2 separate regions of the Homo sapiens genome follow, and region 1 is linked to region 2. Evidence: read pairs that join two places in POLR2A ChIA-PET (ENCODE). Cell type or tissue: Panc1. All regions are shown on one strand. Links, peaks and the distances in the headings refer to the core of each region. The heading gives the core; the rest is flanking DNA.

Region 1 (5,369 bases), core at 62-5,061, 1.4 Mb before region 2:
AATCTGAATGTAAAAAGACCTTCTCTGAGTTGGGTGTCAAAACCAGAAAAAGTCTGTGGTGGGATGTGTGTGTGTGTGTTTCCTTCTCACACTGTCCCTTGCACGTGGGCCCGGGCCCCTGCCTGGTTCTCTCTTTCTCACTATCTGGGACCCCCTAGACTAAATCCATCTCTCCAAGAATCACTGTCTTGCCCCCTCTGTCCTTCTGAGACCTGGGTGGCCTGGGGGGAGAAGCGCCCACCCCCCAACCCCGTCCGCACCACCACTTTCCCATCCAGCCCCACCCTCAGCCTCCTTAATACAGGCTCACCTGGGGCCTCAGTGCCCAGTCCTCCCAGCGCCCGCCCCAGCTGCACTTGAGTCCTGGATCTATCATCAGCCCTTGCTGTGGGAAGTGGCTTTAACCTCCCTGGGCCTCAGTTTCTCTATCTGTAAAATGAGGAGCATAATAAAAAGAACATAAGGTTTTTCTGCCCCCTGCCCACCCCTGCTGAAACAAACAAGCAGACAAGAAATTCATAACCCCCCAGAGGCACTTAGAGCCTGGGAGATTCAGCCGCAAAGGAGTGATCACAGGGTCACAGGGTCCTGGGATGCACAAGGCTCCTTCTCTCCCTTTCCTCCAGGAGGAGTTGGATTTACTTCTGTAAACCCCTGCCCTCCCTTGACCCTGTGCACTCTGGGGAGCACCTAGATTTGCAGGCACGGTGGAGGCAGAGCTGAGCTGAAAGGTGGGGTGTGGGCTCCCCCAGAGCAAGCTCTTCCGGCACCCTGGTGGGATGTGCAGCTGCATTGCTGGCTCAAGACGCCCCCACACCCAACTAGGATCTTTTTTTTTTGAGACGGAGTTTCTCCCAGGCTGAAGTGCAATTGGCGCGATCTCAACTCACCGCAACCTCCGCCTCCCAGGTTCAAGCGATTCTCCTGCCTCAGCTTTCCATGTACCTGGGATTACAGACATGCACCACCATGCCTGGCTAATTTTTGTATTTTTAGTTAAGACAGGGTTTTGCCGTGTTGGCCAGGCTGGTCTCGAACTCCTGACCTCAGGTAATCCACCTGCCTCGGCCTCCCAAAGTGCTGGGATTACAGGCGTGAGCCACCGCGCCTGGCCTCAACTCAGATCTTTAACTCCACTACCATTTGTGAGTGTTCCGCGTGGGCTACATCCTAGGCCAAGGATTTTCTCACCCTGGCCTCAAGAAGATGGAACGGGGCAAGACCTGAGAAGCATGTAGACCTTCAGGATTTTCTCAGTCTGTCAGTTAATCTTGTTTATGATCGATGAGCAAGTCTCTCTCCCTCTCAAAGCCTCAGTTTTCTTACCTATAAAATGGGGCTACATGAGGAGTCAATGAGCTAAGGGTGTGAAGCTGCTGGCACAAAGCCCCACACACGTAAGCCTTAACCAGTGCCAGCCGGATGATAGATGGTGCCGTTGTGCCCAGCAATTCCTTCTCCTAAGCAGGTTATACCATCCTGTCCCCAGAACGTCCTTCCACGCCCTCTGACGAGGCTTGGCCATGTGACTTACTCTGGCCAGTGAAATGTGAGCAGAAGTGACCACACATCAGTGGCCAGCAGAAGCTTTAAAAGCTACACCTGTAGTCCTAGCTACTTGGGAAACTGAGGTGGGAGGATTACCTGAGTTCAGGAGTTCGAGGCTGCAGTGAGCTATGATTTTGCCACTGCACTCCAGCCTGGGTGACAGAGTAAGACCCTGTCTCAAAAAAAAAAAAAAAAAAAGGCTGGGCACAGTGGCTCACGCCTGTAATCCCAGCACTTTGGGAGGCCGAGGCAGGTGGATCACCTGAGGTCAGGAGTTCGACACCAGCCTGGTCAACATGATGAAACTCCGTCTCTACTAAAAATACAAAAAAAAAAAAAAATTAGCTGGGCGTGGTGGCCTGCGCCTGTAATTCCAGCCACTCAGGAGGCTGAAGCAGGAGAATCACTTGAACCCAGAAGGTGGAGGTTGCAGTGAGCCGAGATCGCACCATTGCACTCCAGCCTGGGCAACAAGAATGAAACTCTGTCTCAAAAAAAAAAAAAAAAAAAAAAAAGAGGCGATTTGACCCAGACATGTTCAGAGGGAAGATGACATGGAGACCCCGGGGAGAAATCAACCATCCATAAACCAACGTGGGAGGCCTGGAACAGATCCTTCCCTACGGCGCTCATGAGGAACCAACCTGCTGACACCTTGATCTTGGATTCCCAGCCTCCCAAACTGTGAAACAATGTGTTTCTGTGTTTCAGCCACCCAGGACTTTGTGACCACAGCCCTAGCAAACGAATACGCCGCATTTCACAGGGCCCTACAGACAGGAGATGGGATCTAAGGGAATTAACCTACTTGCAAGCAGAAATGAAAGGGAAAGAGAAAATCCAGAAATGTTGGATTTGCAGGATTGAAAAAGGCAACTATTCCTCATCTCGGTCCAATGAAAGAGCAACTAAGTGAGTGCTCCAGGCGCCCAGTGCCCAAAGGTCCATAGTCCGTGGGAGGATCCAGACACTGTCACGTGCAGGAGGCCACCTGTGCTGCAGGAGGCTGAGCTTGGGTGCTGTGCCCCCAGCTGGGAGAAGGCTGGGGTGGGCCAGGGAAGCTGTGCTTGGGCACGAACCACTTATCCCCGAGTTGGAAAAAGGTGCGATCCAATTCTCCACCCCATCCTGCCAGTTCATCACCCAGACAACCTAGAGTGAGCACCCAGGGCCATTTTTGGAAAATCCTGCTCTTTTGCATAATAAGTGGGCAAAACAGACACAGTCCCTGCCCCTCTGGCAGTTTGTCGCTTCTGCAAGACTCAAGTGCCAAATGACATTTTAGAAAAAATTTCTGACATATTTGTGCTTGGAACACACAATATGATCTTGGAGCAGATAAGAGTTTTAAATTTAACTTTGTCTGTCCCCAGAAATGTATTGTTTGAGAAGTCTAATTGTGAATTTTAAGCTTTCTTTCTTCTTCTTCTTCTTCCTTTTCTTTTCTTTTCTTTTTTTTTTTTTTTGAGACAGGGTCTTACTCTGTCACCCAGGCTGGAATGCAGTGACGATCCCAGCTCACTGCAGCCTTGACCTCCTGGGCTTAAGCAATCCTCCTTCCTCAGCCTCCTGAGTAGCTGGGACCACAGGCATGTGCCACCATGCCCAGCTAATTATGAATTTTAAACTTTCTGTGAAGACTCTTTAAAATGGATACTCTACAAATAGTCAATAAAGAATATTCTGGGCTTAAGAAAATAATAATAATAAAACTAAGAAACACTCTGTGTGATAGAGCCCAGTTAAGACTCAGTCTCAGGGTAAAGATCATACCAAGGGTGTGGCCATCACGCCCTTTGTTGAAACCTCAGAAAAGCTTGCAGGCCCACAGTTCTGTCTAGAAAGCCATGTCTAGAAGAAAGTTAGGTGTGTCTTTTTTTTTTTTTTTGAGACAGAGTTTCGCTCTGTCGCCCAGGCTGGAGTGCAATGGTGCGATCTCAGCTCACGGCAACCTCCGCCTCCCGGGTTCAAGTGATTCTCCTGCCTCAGCCTCCCGAGTAGCTGGGGTTACAGGCATGCGCCACCATGCCCGGCTAATTTTGTATTTTTAGTAGAGACAGGGTTTCTCCATGTTGGCCAGGCTGGTCCTGAACTCCCAACCTCAGGTGATCCTTCCACCTTGGCCTCCCAAAGTGCTGGAATTACAGGCGTGAGCCACCGCACCCGGCCTTGGGTGTATCTTTGGCAAAAAGAGCTGAGTGACAACAATTGGGCAAAAGTTACAAAGTTTTAAAGAGGGTGGCACTGTCCGCAGAGCTGTCAGCTGGATTAAAAGAGACTGTGACCGTCAACAACACAAAACCACTTCTGGGCGCCAACGGGGAAGCAGCCCGAGGAAGCTGCTCAGCCCCCAGGGAAACCCTCTTCTCCAGGGTCCTCATCCCGTGTGGTCAAGGAGGTTATAGAAAAGGAGGCCTCCCAGAGGACGGCCCAAGGGCAGGAGAACAGGGGAGTCGGGAGTAATTTCCAGAGAGCACCATGGGGCCTGGTCGAGGGGTTTCTTTCCCCAGGGCAGGTGGCACTTGCCGAATCCACCCAGCAGGACTCAGAACTCATGAGGACCAGCACTTGCTACTGCTCCACCCCTCTCCTTTCTTTTTTTTAAATTTTGTTTTTGTTGTTGTTGTTGCTTGTTTGTTTGTTTGACACGGAGTCTCACTCTGTCACCCAGGCTAGAGGGCAGTGGCACAGTCTCGGCTCACTGCAGCCTCTGCCTCCTGGGTTCAAGCGATTCTCCTGCCTCAGCCTCCTGAGTAGCTGGGATTACAGGTGCCCACCACCACGCCCAGCTAATTTTTGTATTTTTAGTAGAGATGGGGTTTCACCATGTTGGCCAGGCTGGTCTTGAACTCCTGACCTCAGGTGATCCACCCGCCTCAGCCTCCCAAAGTGCTGGGATTACAGGTGTGAACCACCACGCCCGGCCCTTTTTTAACTTTTAAGACAGAGTTTTGCTCTGTCGCCCAGGCTGGAATACAGTGGTGTGATGACAGTTCATTGCAGCTTCAACCTCCCAGCTCAGGTGATCCTCCTGCCTCAGCCTCCTGAGTAGCTGGGACTACAGGCATGAACCACCATGCCTGGCTAATTTTTGTATTGTTTTGTAGAGACGGGGTCTTGCTATGTTGCCCAGGCTGGTCTTAAACTCCTGGGCTCAAGCGACCCCCGCACCTTGGCCTCCCCAAATGCTGGGGTTACAGGTGTGAGCCACCACACCGCCTCTATTCTTCTCTTCTCTTCTCTCCTCTTCTCTTTCCTTCCTTCCTTCCTTCCTTCCTTCCTTCCTTCCTTCCTTCCTTCCTTCCTTCCTTCCTCCTTCCTTCCTTCCTTTCTCTTTTCTCTCTCTCTCTCTTTCTTTCTTTTTTCTTTGCTCTCACTGTATCACCCAGGCTGGAGTGCAGTGGTGCAATCTTGGCTCACTGCAGCCTCCACTTCCTGAGTTCAAGCAATTCTCATGCCTCAGCCTCCCAAGTAGCTGGGATTACAGGTGCATGCAACCATGCCTGGCTAATTTTTGTATTTTTAGTAGAGATGGGTTTCGCCATGTTGTCCAGGCTGGTCTTGAACTCCTGGCCTCAAGTGATCCGCCCACCTCAGCCTCCCAAAGTGCTGGGACTACAGGCGTGAGCCATTGCGCCCAGTCTTGTTCTTCTCCTTTCCAACGGAGAGCGTTTGTGGGTCATCCTATTCCACCATTGTATGTTGAGTGTATTACTTTGCCGGGGCCACCATAACGAGATACCACATACTGGGTGTCTTGAATAATAAAAATGTATTTTCTCACAGCTTTGGGGGCTGGAAGTCCAAGATCAAGGTGCCAG
Region 2 (5,369 bases), core at 218-5,217:
GTAACTTGTTCTAGAACTATGCCTATCTTAAATTCAGAAATTGCTTTCAAATGAATTAAATTTTAGAAATATCCATTCCTGTTCGTCCTATTCCCAGTGAAAATAAGCAACTCTTCCCTCTTCCAAAACAGTGGATTTCTTTTCTTTTTTTCTTTTTTTGAAATGTAGTCTTGCTCTGCTGCCCAGGCTGGAGTGCAGTGGTGCAATCTTGGCACACTGCAACCTCCACCTCCCAGGTTCAAGCGATTCTCCTGCCTCAGCCTCTCGAGTAGCTGGGATTACAGGTGTGTACCACCATGCCTGGCTAATTTTTGTATTTTTAGTAGAGACAGGATTTCCCCATGTTGGCCAGGCTGGTCTTTAACTCCTGACCTCAGGTGATCGCCCACCTTAGCCTCCCAAAGTGCTGGGATTACAGGCGTGAGCTACTGTGTCTGGCCCCCAAACAGTGGATTTCCATCTTACATATGCATACAGATCATCTGGGAGCTTCAGATCCAGCCCATTACACATATTCTGATTCTAGACTAGAAACCAAGACTCCGCATTTTAAGCAAGCCCCACATTATTCAAAATAGATTGTCCATGGATTATGCTTTTAGAAACATTGTTCAGATCCCATGCTTTAATGTTGGGGAGTTTATCCTTTCCTTCTAAATATTTTTTTTTTTTTTGAGATGGAGTCTCGCTCTGTTGCCCAGGCTGGAGTGTGGTGGTGCGATCACTGCTCACTGCATCCTCCACCTCCCAGGTTCAAGCAATTCTCTGCCTCAGCCTCCCGAGTAGCTGGGATTACAGATGCCCGCTACCACGCCCAGCTAATTTTTTTGTACTTTTAGTAGAGATGGGGTTTCACCATCTCAAAAAAAAAAAAAATCTTAAATAGCTCTAGTTCCCTGAATTATTTTCTCCTAAGACATGTTTTCCCAACAGTTAATGTTACTTATTTCATCTTCTGATCTTACTCATATTATCCACCTTTCACTTAAATTGGAAATTTTCTGCCATTTTACAAAGTTCAAGACTTTCCTACCTTCCTACCTCCTGGCTGTGTGAACTTGGACAGAATACTTCCCCCTCTCCCTCCAGTCAGTTTTCTTACTTGTGAAATGGAATTAAACTATACAAAATCATTAGGTTACTGTGAGGCTTAAGAGTGCCTGGCACATATTACATGCACATTAAAAATGTATTTCTTCCCAAACTAATGCAACATAGCAAACAAGTTAGTTCACAGTCTTTAATTTCTTTCCTTTTCCCTTTCTTTTTAGCTAATAGCTTTTGGGTCTTAGGCTGATTAGAAGGAATCCTTCTTGGGGTGTTCTTCTGGTAAGAAGATTGAAGCTCTCCTTTATTTGCTTGTAACAGAATGCTCTTCGTATCTTTCAAAAGCGTCAAAAGCTGGATATGGAAAGTATAGGCCAGGTTTGATACAGAAGTGTAGTTTGGCAGTTTTTTCAGTATCCATTGCCACTAATTCAGTATTTTGTTAGATCTGTTGATGTATGGTTTTATAACTAAAATTAAAAAGATTTGGGTACAGTTTATAAGCATTATTCATTTTAAGAGGATTTAAGAGGATAAGATCATTTTAGACTCAAGAGCAGAATATTAGTAATAATAATTAGCTTAAAAAAATAAACATATACCAATATAAAGAACAGCACAAGGCAAGCAAATATCTGGGCCTATATTAACAGACGGTATTCAAGGATATGGCTAGAATTTCCAAAATGCCTAATAATGTGTAATTCTTGGCATTAAGCCGCCAATTTGAATATGGCCCTTTAATATGAAATGCTATATAATGACAGACTTTATTATAGTCTGATCCAAGGCCCCTGAACTTTCCAAAAGGGCAACAAAACAGACAGATACTGTATTTTTTCACTAGTTGGTACTGGTGGCACCCTTTTGAGTGTTATTTTTGGCATTACGTGTAGAGGTTGACAGATTCAAGACAACACTAAACATGTTAGCAGTCACCACACGCAGGCTGTCCAGCAGAATGACAGCGCTTCCCAGATCCTAGAAAGCATCCAGAGTCACTGCACCCATCCCCTGGGGGCCCTGTAGTCCTGCATCTCCAGATGATGGGAGCTGCAAACTTCCCTGATGGTGCCCTCTTGGATGCTCATGAGGCCTGATCTGGTACCACGACTCTAGCAGTAGGTCCATTCAATGGCAGTAAAAATACATGTTGTATGTTGATCAGAATTTGGCAGGACACATGTGGAAAGTTAATGACATCCTGGCCGAGAACCCCTGTGATATACACTGGTTACATCCTGTCCAACTGGAGTTTTTATGTGCTGTTTTTGGCAGAGCCAAGTGAAGATCTTGTTACTTAGCCATTCCTGAGGTACTGAAGATACCCGGGTTTTTGTCATTACAGGATAGGCTAGAAAGTAGCCAGGGTCTCATAACCAAGGCTTTCTCTGAAACATATAATGACAATGCTAGTTATTTGACCAAAGATATCCAATGCTTTAATCCACTTGGAATTTATTCTTGATGTGAAGGGTCAGCATCATCCACTGGTCGGGAGCCTGATCCTTGGAGCCAGGCAGACCTGGGTTGAGTCCATCTCCGCCTGTTTCCAGCTGTGGGCAAGGTGTCTGACTTCTCTGAGCATCTGTGGGGTTTGTTTGTTTTTAAACCTGAAGAATTGGGATAATCTGTTTCCTCACAGAATCATTACGCAGATGCAATACAGTTAATGAAGGTAACATGGCACATAGGAAGAGCACAATACACGTCAGCTCTTACTCTTCATGGCTAGAAGATGTGGACTAAACTTCCCCCTTTACAGTTTTGTGATTAACACCATTTATGAAAGAAATAAATGAAATAAATTCCTTTTCCTGTCATGAGGGGAACTTACCTGATTTTATTGAATTATTTGGTGCCATTGAGTTCCTTATTGTTTCCCTCTGACCTAGATTTCTGGGTGTGCGCCAGTAACACGACTGTGATTGTTGCTGCTTTATAACATTGTCTGTGGTCAGTCCAAACAAGAGTTTAAAATAATTGAATGAAATGGATTTTAAACAATGGTCCCCCCACCCTCACCCCGTGGCACTCGGCCAAAGGAAGAGGAAAAGTTCTCTGTTAAAGAAAATGAATCAGAGAAGAGGCCCAGACCGTGCCTCCGAAAATTCTCATTGTAGGGACTAAGTCCTCTCACTCTGAACTCACACCCGTCTGTTCGCAGCCTGACCTCATATCCTGGTCTGGATGTGCGGCCTCACCGGGGTGTCGTGCGCACGTGTGGTTGTCCTGTGGGTGCCAGCTCTGACTTCCTCCCCAGACACCCACTGCCTCAGCCTTAATCACAGGACGCGCGTTGAGTAGAAATGAGACCAGTTAGTATTGGTAACTGCAGAGGAATATGCATTTTCACCAGCGTTCTCGGGTCAGAGGGTTTGCCTGGCACCGCGTACTGGGAAACTCGCCAAAAGCGGTGCAGGTTGGAGACGCCCCAGGCCGCGGTGGAGTTGCGCGCGGCTTCTAAAGTGGAGTGGAGCAGGCCTGCACCCTCCCCGCCGGGGCTGGGACGGCGCTTCCAGGCGGAGAAAGACCTCCGCGGGCCGCGCGCGGCCTTCCCCCTGCGAGGATCGCCATTGGCCCGGGTTGGCTTTGGAAAGCGGCGGTGGCTTTGGGCCGGGCTCGGCCTCGGGAACGCCAGGGGCCCCTGGGTGCGGACGGGCGCGGCCAGGAGGGGGTTAAGGCGCAGGCGGCGGCGGGGCGGGGGCGGGCCTGGCGGGCGCCCTCTCCGGGCCCTTTGTTAACAGGCGCGTCCCGGCCAGGCGGAGACGCGGCCGCGGCCATGGGCGGGCGCGGGCGCGCGGGGCGGCGGTGAGGGCGGCTGGCGGGGCCGGGGGCGCCGGGGGGGCGCGCGGGCCGAGCCGGGCCTGAGCCGGGCCCGCGGACCGAGCTGGGAGAGGGGTTCCGGCCCCCGACGTGCTGGCGCGGGAAAATGTTGGAGATCTGCCTGAAGCTGGTGGGCTGCAAATCCAAGAAGGGGCTGTCCTCGTCCTCCAGCTGTTATCTGGAAGGTAAGCCCGGGCCGCACGGGTTGGGCTGAGTAGCCGCGCGCCCTCCCGCTGCTGCTGGGCCCTTCCTAGGCCTCGCCGCCCGCGCGCTCCCGCCTGCGCCCTCCCCGGGTCTTGTCTTTTTTTTCTTTCTTCCCTCTTCTCTTCTCTTCTCTTCAGTTCTCTTATATTCTGTCTCTCTTTCTTTCTCTCTGTGTCTGTCTCTTTTCTCTTCTCTTGTCTCTCTCTTTTTCTCTCTCTCTGTCTCTTTCTCTTTCTCGCGATGGCCCCTAGGCGCCGCCGGCGGAGCGTGGCCCCCAGCCCCGGCACCAGCCCCGGTAGAGCCACGCCGGATGGTGACGGCGGCGTCCGGGGCCCCACAGTGCGGGCTCCCCCGAAAAAGTTTGAGAAAGCCAACTCGCCAGGCCTTAACATCCCTGGGATCCCACGTTGTGGAATTTCCACCGTTAATTGGGACTGTGTGTTAAAAAGATCGACCCGTGTTTGTGAAAACATGCGATTTCCATTAAGCATCATGTACACAAGGAGCACCACTCTACCATTTATGGATACAGAATTTCAAGTGATCTTTCCATCTCCCCCACCCCCATCTTATCTACAGACCACGAAGAGGTCTTAGGAATTCGCTCTCTTTTCAGGGGAGGGGAGCCCATTTAAGAAGGCGTTTCCAAGGAGTCCCCCAGAGTACTGGGGTGTCATGTTCGTTTCCTTAAGTGAAGCTCAGGGCCAGGAGGGCTTCACTTTTGCGTTCTTTCTACCTACTCTCCTTCTCTAATTACATCTGTTTTATTTTATTTTTCTTTCCTGTTGTAGTCTTTAGTTTTATAAATGGAAAAAAAGTAAATTAAGGGTTATGGGTCTTCACTTTCGTAGCTTCTAGGTGGGTATGAAATTGATCTGATTTGAGACTGGTGCTCCCAGACCATTGCCTTCAGCAGAAAGGCTATCTGTGCTTCAGAGATGGAGTGGCACTTGGACTTCTCTGTTGTTTTCAACTAAGAATATAAGAGTAAAAATGTGGCCGGGCGCGGTGGCTCAAGCCTGTAATCCCAACACTTTGGGAGGCCGAGACGGGTGGATTATTTGAGGTCAGGATTTCGAGACCAGCCTGGCCAACATGGTGAAACCCTATTTCTACTAAAAATACAAAAAATTAGCCGGGCGTGGTGGTACACGCCTGTAATCCCAGCTACTCGGGAGGCTGAGGCAGGAGAATTGCTTGAACCCGGCAGGGGGAGGTTGCAGTGAGCCAAGATCGCGCCACTGCACTCCAGCCTGGGCGACACAGCAAGACTCGGTCTCAAAAAAAAAAAA

The links. ChIA-PET counts read pairs that join two places held together with the same protein. Peaks named below come from ENCODE experiments on the same cell type or tissue, not always from the same donor. Only the 100,000 strongest peaks of a DNase experiment are listed, where the experiment ranks them.
Region 1: POLR2A ChIA-PET joins it to region 2 with 7 read pairs; 1 of 35 experiments calls an interaction of 5 or more read pairs at or near these places.

Annotation. Positions count from the first base shown.
Region 1 is chr9:129,440,634-129,446,002 of GRCh38, forward strand. The region is part of intron 2 of LOC105376291 (a long non-coding RNA gene); the gene reads left to right. Among named protein-coding and RNA genes, the nearest start is that of LINC00963, 45 kb to the right of the region's middle. In Panc1, for the core only: no CTCF peak of the experiment used is centred there; no DNase peak of the experiment used is centred there; H3K27ac peaks cover 1,722 bases.
Region 2 is chr9:130,831,468-130,836,836 of GRCh38, forward strand. It overlaps ABL1 (ABL proto-oncogene 1, non-receptor tyrosine kinase), which reads left to right and starts at 3,787. Exons shown (of 11, transcript NM_005157.6): 1 at 3,787-4,058. The coding sequence starts at 3,980. It overlaps LOC124902287 (a long non-coding RNA gene), which reads right to left and starts at 3,361. Exons shown (of 2, transcript XR_007061822.1): 1 at 3,252-3,361; 2 at 1,227-2,998. RefSeq lists enhancers at 2,842-3,368, 3,011-3,060, 3,081-3,130, 3,369-3,894 and silencers at 3,531-3,840, 4,311-4,360. In Panc1, for the core only: no CTCF peak of the experiment used is centred there; a DNase peak (open chromatin) is centred at 3,284; H3K4me3 peaks cover 2,259 bases; H3K27ac peaks cover 2,180 bases.